Linked DNA regions of Mus musculus: regions 1 and 3 are each linked to region 2. The links are chromatin loops, found by intact Hi-C in ENCODE. Cell type or tissue: left cerebral cortex. All regions are shown on one strand.

Region 1 (2,500 bases), 260 kb after region 2:
CATATTCTGACCCAGCGGTCTGGCAGTAGCTCACCTGGCTAAGGCCCCTGCAGGCGATCACTGCGAGATGGTCATGCTCTCTGGTCGCTCCACACTGATGTTGGGGAGTACGTTCCTAATTAATGATGGACAGAAAGTGAACACGCATGCAGACCTATGAGTCTAAAACAGCTCCCCACAGGACAACTGAGTAGTCATATAAGTGGCAGAGACAGAGCTCAGGGCCTTCCTCTCAGGGCTCCTCCCACCAAGGTCCCAACATCCAGCAGCCTCCGCTATATACTGTCATTAGTGGCCTGCATGTCAACCTCAGAGTCCCTCCCACGCCTTCTCCTATAAGTCTCCTTTGTAGCTGGGCGGTGGTGGCACACGCCTTTAATCCCAGCACTTGGGAGGTAGAGGCAGGTGGATTTCTGAGTTTGAGGCCAGCCCGGTCTACAGTTCCAGTACAGCCAGGGCTATACAGAGAAACCCTGTCTCGAAAAAAACAAAAACAAAAACAAACCAAAAAAGTCTCCTTTGTTCATTGAATCAAATTTCTTCAAAGGCCCACTCGGGCATGTACACCAACTCCAAAAGATTGCTTCTGTCTGGCATGGTGGTTTTAATCCCAGCCACTCTAGAGGCAGAGGCAGGAGACTCTCTGTGAGTTCAAGGCCATTCTGGGCCACAAAGCAAGTTAGAGGACTCCAAAGAGAGTCTGTTTCAAGAAAAGAAACACAAAAAGATAGCTTCTTTATAAAAACCTTGTAGTGGTGAGTACGTACCACTCATTATGTGCAATTCACCTTGGCCTTCCTAGATGCGAAAGTGTCAAAACCTTGGTCTCTGATAGAAGAGAGCCACGTTGAGAAAGCCCAAGCCAAAATATAAATGTATCCATTTACTTAATGTATGAGTGCTCTGCTGCATGTACACCCAAACGCCAGAAGAGGGCATCAGATCCCCTTATAAATAATCATGCGCCACCATGTGGTTGCTGGAAATTATTGAACTTAGGACCCTCTGGAAGGGCAGCCAGTGCTTTTAACTGCTGAGCCATCGCTCCAGCCCCAGCACATGACTCTTTTAATCTTAGCCCTTGGGAGACAGAGGCAGGCCAGCCCAGACCCACATAGTGAGACCCTGTCTCAAACCAACAAAACAAAGCAAAACAAAACTGAGATGACTCTCACGCAGCCATCCACGTCCTGTGGGGAGGCTTAAGTGTTGGCAGGAGTGTGTGAAAGCGCCAGCATTTGAGAGGGAGGAGTGGACCCTTCAAACACGGGAAACGGCCTTCAGCAACTCCTCTCCCTGCATCATGTATGGCCAGAGCACACGCAGCCCATGGTCGGCTTCTAAATGCAGGTGCAGATGCAAAACAGACATGAGGCCAAAAAGAGATGCAGACACTGGAGGCCTGCAGGGTTGAGTCCGGGGAAAGCCTAGCTAAGCATAGCTCCCCTGCCATGGTCCTTCTTTCCTACAAAGGCCCAATAAAGCCTCATGGCCAAGGATAACCAAAGATCCCCTGAGCACGGCTACTGGGAGACATAAGGGGTTGGGACAGGCACATTAGCTCAAGTGGAACACAAGTTATCTCTGCCTGTCATTGTTTTAGTTCTCCTTTTTTTTTTCTTTAAAGATTTATTTACTTTATATATGTGAATATGCTCACTATCTTCAGACACACCAGAGAGGGCATCAGATCCCATTACAGATGGTCGTGAGCCACTATGTGGTTGCTGGGAATTGAACTCAGGACCTCTGGAAAAGCAGTCAGTGCTCTTAACCACTGAGCCATCTCTCCAGCCCCCTCCTTTCTTTTCTTTTCTTTCTTTCTTGTTTGTTTGTTTTTTGATTTTTCATTTTTTTTTGTGACAGGGTTTCTCTGTGTAGCCCTGACTGTCTTGGAACTTGCTCTGTAGACCAGGCTGGCCTCGAACTCACAGAGATCTCTGTCTCCCAAATGCTGGCATTAAAGGTGTGCACCACCACATCTACCTATCCTTTTATTTTTCAAATGCTGAAAATGAAGTTCTGAGTCTATCTTTGACTCAGAGAGTGACAGGACAGGAGTCCCGTGTCCAGTCGGCTCTTGTATCATCGCTGAAAACCCGTGGCAACATGCATAGTGCTGTATTGCATGCAAGGGACCAATGCTCCAAAGAATTGACTGGACAAGAGATCTGACCTCAAGTACAGGTGGGTCTAGAATGTTCCTGACATGGCAACACTCAGGATGCCTCTATCTACAGTGGAGTCACCAGCAAAGCAAATGAAATCTGATGAGTACCCAGCTTGCCACTGCTTACAGCAGGGCATGGTGGTTATGGGGCAAAGGGTTGGCACAGAAGTTACCAGTCAGTAAGCATCCCAAAACTGTTGGCTCTTACTTCTAGAACGAACCCATTGTTGGCTTTAACTGCTAAAAAGAACAGTGTGTTTGGCCTATGGCAGGGCAGTCACCACCAATCATACCACCAATATAAGTAGTGCCCAACAGGAATGGATGGAT
Region 2 (2,500 bases):
ATGGGGTCTCGGGCTGGCCTCAAAGTCACTATGTATCGCCGGGTATCTCTATGCCTCTCTTGCCTCCCCCTCCTCCTCAAGAGCAGGGATTATGAAACCGCCCATGTTGATGCTGCACTGGTGACTAAACCCAGGATTCCGTGCATGGGAGGCAAGCATCCCACTGAGCTACATCTTCTACCCCAAAGCACTTAAAAAACAGACCAACAAGAAGGAGGACATGGTTTGCACAGAAACCCAGGTGGCTTATGTGACTCCCTTCTTTCACACACCATTTCAAGCAGACTGAAAACAGGATGGGGCCTCTCCATGCAAGAGCTCATTTGAAGCTTAGGGGAAGCTGGGTTGCCAGCCAGCTACTGCCACGTAAGTCTTCATCACACCAGGCCCTTGGAACCAGCTTCAAGATGCTCTCAGGAGCACTGCTTTTTCAAGCTTGCAGGAGAAGGGGAACATCTCTTCCTTGCCAGTCAGTAGGCTCTGCTTTCTGGAGGCCACGTGCAAGAATCCCACAGAAGTACAGAGGGAAAGGGGCACCCACATGGCACAAGGAAAGCAGCAACCTGACCATCCAAACTTCTGCCTGCATCTCTCCCTCCCTGCCCAGCCCCAGCATCTTATATAGCCCAACTGCTAGGACAATAGGCTCCAGCCACACCTGCTTGAAAGTCTCCTTGAAGACTCTTCCGCTACAGCGCCTCAACACGCCATGTCCCAGACTACACCTGTGCTCTCAGCCTCCTCACCCCATCCTCCTAGGGGAGCGCTCTCCAATGTGGTCCTTATCCAAATTGTGTATGGAAGTGCAGCTACCAAGCCTGATACAGGAAAGCCAGGGTGGGAGGATCTAGGGTTTGAAGGCAGTCTATGTATCAAGACCCTGACACAGAAAAAAGGGAGCCAGGTGGGTGGTGAAAGTGGCAGGAGCTCTCAAGAGTCCCTGGGGTCTCTTGGTTTCAGAGTATACCGTGTGCTTACAAATAAATTTGGTCCTTTCTGAAAAGCAGCCCTGAATTCAGAGAGCCTATGCATTTGCATCCAGGGCATTGTGGCTCCTCAGAAAGCCACCAGGTGGCACTAGAGGACCAGGGCTTGCTGGCTCACCAGTGTATTCCCACAGTGAGGGGCTCCAGGATTAAAACAAGTCCCCTGAAGTTTTTTGAAGCTTGTCTGGGTTACAGAATGTCCACCAACCTCAAGCCCCACCAAGTGCCGGGTGATAGCAAGGTGGGATGGTTGAAAAAGAAAGAAAACCCCAGATTGGCCAGATGTTCAACAAAACATCCTAGGCTGTTAAGACTCAGGCAACCGGACTCAGTCCTCTTGCTAAACCAGGTTGAGAAACAGCTCTCAGACCTCTATCTCCACACCCCCAAGGGCTTGAGAGTGTAGCTCAGTGGTGGGGCCTAGCAGGCACGGAGGCCCTTGGTTCATTCCTAGCAGTGGGAAACAAAAAGAAACACAAACAATTCTAAAAGGTTCAGTAAGCCAGACAGTAGCCAGAGGGGAAGAAGGTCCCTTCCTCGTCTTCCTGAACATTCTGGGGAACACCCTAGTAACCCTGCTCTCTTGTTAATGAGGATTTTAAACTGCCAGATCCACTTCTCTCGAATCTTCTAGAAGACGAGTGACAAAGTATTAATAGACCAGACACAGCAGTGAACATGCTAACACCAAGCAGGCCAGGGTGGAGGCTTTACATCCTTACACGGGTGTGACGCTTCAGGATGGGCTGGGTGCGGGCTGGATGTGGGATGTAGGCGGCTGAGGATGCAGGCTGTCATTGCAGAGTAGCCACCAAGCACTGGCAGAGCCCACAGTACAAGTGAAACAGAACCCTGGGAAATTAAACTTCCTAGACACACATAGCCAACAGGCGCTGGAAAAGACGTCAACTCCATCAACCAGCAGGCAAACACAAAAGTAAGAACTGGTGAAGATAAGGAGCCAGAACCCGGGGCCTTCTGATGTGACGGAAAGATGGTTGCTGCTCTGTAAACAGGTTCCTTAGATAATTCAAGTCCAGCTTGCACCCCATCCAGTACCCATGCCAAAGGAGGCCTGCAGACACTAATGTTCCCAACAGCTGAGAGAGAGGTGACCTGCATGTCCAGTACCACAGATAAAGCAAGCATGGAACAGCCCGGTGTGCTGGCTCACGTCTACAATCCCAGCATCCTGGAGGCAGAGGCAGGAGGGCTACCACAAGCTTTGGGACAACCGGGTTTACACAGTGAGGACTAGGGTAGCCAATGACTGTCAGACCATTCCTAAAACAAGGGTGTGTGTGTGTGTGTGTGTAGGGACAAGGGAGAGAGACAGGAGACAATACACACAACTGCCGCTCAGGATGCCGTGACATCTGTGACATCACGCTAGGTAAAATAGTCACGCAGGGCCGGTCTCATCACACCAGTTCTTGGTGAATCTTTGATGATGTCTCCTGGGCTGGGGACAAGTTACATCCTCTTGTATGGCTTACCAGCTTCCCACCTGGCCT
Region 3 (2,500 bases), 95 kb after region 2:
GGAGCCAAGAAGTTCTAAAAAGGCTGACCACCACAGAAAGGGGAAGGCCAGGGACAGACATGTGTAACTCCTCATGGCCTTCAGCTGGAAGGGACCAAACCCTATCCCTCTCCACACCATGCAGGGCAGAATGGAGGCTCCTGCCTCAGGGAGGTGGCACTTACTGTGAGAGAAGGCTGTTTGGGTTCTCACTGCCCTCTTCAGGCTGTGAGCCAGGGTTGAGGTGCTCTGTGAACAGCTTCAAGACGTGGGTCACCCTGGTGCTAGGATTCAGAGGCACCTGCAGAAGATCCATGCTAGGCCAAGTCGCCTGGACCTGGATCTTTGCCACTTTGGGAGTCTGGAGGTGAAGATTTGGAGATAAAGAATCAAGACCCTTCCATCCCTGCAATTCATGCGCACGTGTAATACTTAGACCAGTATTCAACATCACATGCATGCACAAGCCCACGTCTACAGCCAGGTGTGGAAATGCATGAACATACGAGCTACATACAGATGTGCACATGTACACCCTGGCTCATGTCTGCTGGTCAACACACACAGTCACAGATACAAAGACACACACACATACACACACACACAGATACACAAACAGACATACAAACAGAGACAGACACACACACAGAGATACACAGGCACACAGAGAAACACAGACACACACAGACACAAGACACACACACACACACACACACACACACACACACACACACACACACACACGACTTTCCCAAGTGGCTGTGTTGAAAACTCCTTCCTGCTCCATGTTCCGGAAAGAATCTTCGATTCTTCCACATCCCTGTTCCTCAGAGTAGCCCTATCCACTTTCGGAACCCCGCCCCAGGCTCACAAAGGACTTCCTAACCATAGGGCCAAGTCAGTGACTTCCAGAACCTCCCACCAGGCCAGCTTCCCATCCCTCAGCCCCTGCCTCTGGTTTCGCGGCACCAGCTCCTTGATCTCTGAGATGCGGCTCCGGCGCCGCCTGGAGGTCACAGACGGTTATGCATGGCAGTTTGGTGGCAGGGCCTAGGAAAAACCCGGATGCCCGCCCCTCAACCTTCTCTCCCCCTTCGGTTTCTCCATTCGCCTGGTATGGGAGCCACTCACCGCCTCAAGCCCTTCCCCAGCCTTGTCTCTGTCCACGTGTGTCCTCCACAGCCAAGTCTTGAGGCCCCCATCACAGAGCTGGGAACGACGGCCATTACTGTCATTCAGTTTTCGCACTTGAGCTACCAAGAAAGAGGCGACCTGTCCAGAAAGAATCATGTTTCAGCTGAGTTGATATGGCAGTGGCAAGCAAGGCCCCATTTCAGCCACCGCTGCCTCTCCCGCACAGGGCTTGAAACGGACACCTTGAAGCAGCTTCCAGAGATGTTAGAGGTTTAGCCCCAATGAGGACCCCGGAGTATTGGACTCAGGATCGAGCAGTCCCTGGAGCTACTGGACAGAGCTGTGCTTGAGAGAAGCTTCTCACTGGCACACCATGCAGAGATGTCCCCCAAACACATCTGGCCTGCAGAGTTCCTGGAGAACTGCAGGTCAGCTCAGCCACTGTGCAGTGTGAGAATCTAGCAAAGACCCAGCGACCCTCTTTCCAAGGTTCGACAGACTATGAGGTGTAGAAGCCTAATCACAGTGACACGCGTGGAGAAGTTGATGAGATTTCTATCTTGCTGTATACATCTGGGCTGTTTGATACTTTAAAAAAAAACCAACTAGTAAAAAACTAGTATTTAAGGAATATTTAAAAAAAAAAAAAAACTTCCTATAACAGGAAAAAGGTAGCATCCAAGAGCTGTCAGGTAAGATCACTGGCAGCTCTTTCATTAGCTGGTCCCTAGCATCCAACATCACGTGGAACTCCCCCTATTTGGATTTGATGTCTTCTTTTGACCTTTGCAGGGAGCAGGGCCATATGTGGTGTGGCCACACCCATGCAGGCCAAAAGTTCATACAGATAAAATAAAAATAAATCTTTAAAAAATTGCAATTCACTGTGTTTTAATAGCAATGTAAGTTAGGGGGTTGCATGCAAAGAAAAAGGAATTATGGGAGTCTGGGAGGCAGGTAGGGGGTTTTCAGCAGAACAACTGACCCTGAACTGAGTCTTTAAAAAAATAAGCATCCCTTATTTTTTGTTTTGTTTTGTTTTTTGAGACAGGGTTTCTCTGTATAGCTCTGGCTGTCCTGGAACTCACTTTGTAGACCAGGCTGGCCTCGAACTCAGAAATTCACCTGCCTCTGCCTCCCTAGTGCTGGGATTAAAGGCATGCGCCACCACATCCAAGTTCTGCCTTTGGAGAAAGGGAAAGGAGTATCCAGGCAGAGTGAAAGGCTTAAGCAGAAACCCAGAGATGGGAAGCCCAGGGTGCATTTGAATGCTTTGCTGGAATATATTAAGTGTGTGCCTGTGGTGCTGTGAATATGCTTGGCCCAAGGAGTGGCACTATGGTGAAGGAGGTGTGGCCTTGGTGAAGGAGGTGTGGCCTTGGTGAAG

What was found. A loop is a pair of places that touch in the nucleus more often than their neighbours do. Peaks named below come from ENCODE experiments on the same cell type or tissue, not always from the same donor. Only the 100,000 strongest peaks of a DNase experiment are listed, where the experiment ranks them.
Region 1: it touches region 2 in a loop (4-fold over the local background); 10 of 42 quality-filtered maps call a loop at or near these places.
Region 3: it touches region 2 in a loop (4-fold over the local background); 33 of 42 quality-filtered maps call a loop at or near these places.

The regions. Positions count from the first base shown.
Region 1 is chr2:158,378,386-158,380,885 of GRCm38, reverse strand. Snhg11 (small nucleolar RNA host gene 11) reads right to left here. Exons shown (of 5, transcript NR_164123.1): 4 at 35-115. It overlaps Gm25129 (a small nucleolar RNA gene), which reads right to left and starts at 1,352; the gene lies at 1,220-1,352. In left cerebral cortex, a CTCF peak has its summit at 940 (motif pointing right); a DNase peak (open chromatin) is centred at 965; H3K4me3 peaks cover 2,156 bases.
Region 2 is chr2:158,640,633-158,643,132 of GRCm38, reverse strand. No RefSeq gene overlaps it. Among named protein-coding and RNA genes, the nearest start is that of Mir3474, 3.3 kb to the right of the region's middle. In left cerebral cortex, a CTCF peak has its summit at 1,072 (motif pointing right); DNase peaks (open chromatin) are centred at 187, 347, 1,062 and 1,758; H3K27ac peaks cover 1,734 bases.
Region 3 is chr2:158,545,459-158,547,958 of GRCm38, reverse strand. Arhgap40 (Rho GTPase activating protein 40) reads right to left here. Exons shown (of 15, transcript NM_001145015.1): 12 at 1,111-1,251; 13 at 165-340. Among named protein-coding and RNA genes, the nearest start is that of Arhgap40, 34 kb to the right of the region's middle. In left cerebral cortex, a CTCF peak has its summit at 1,000 (motif pointing left); a DNase peak (open chromatin) is centred at 989.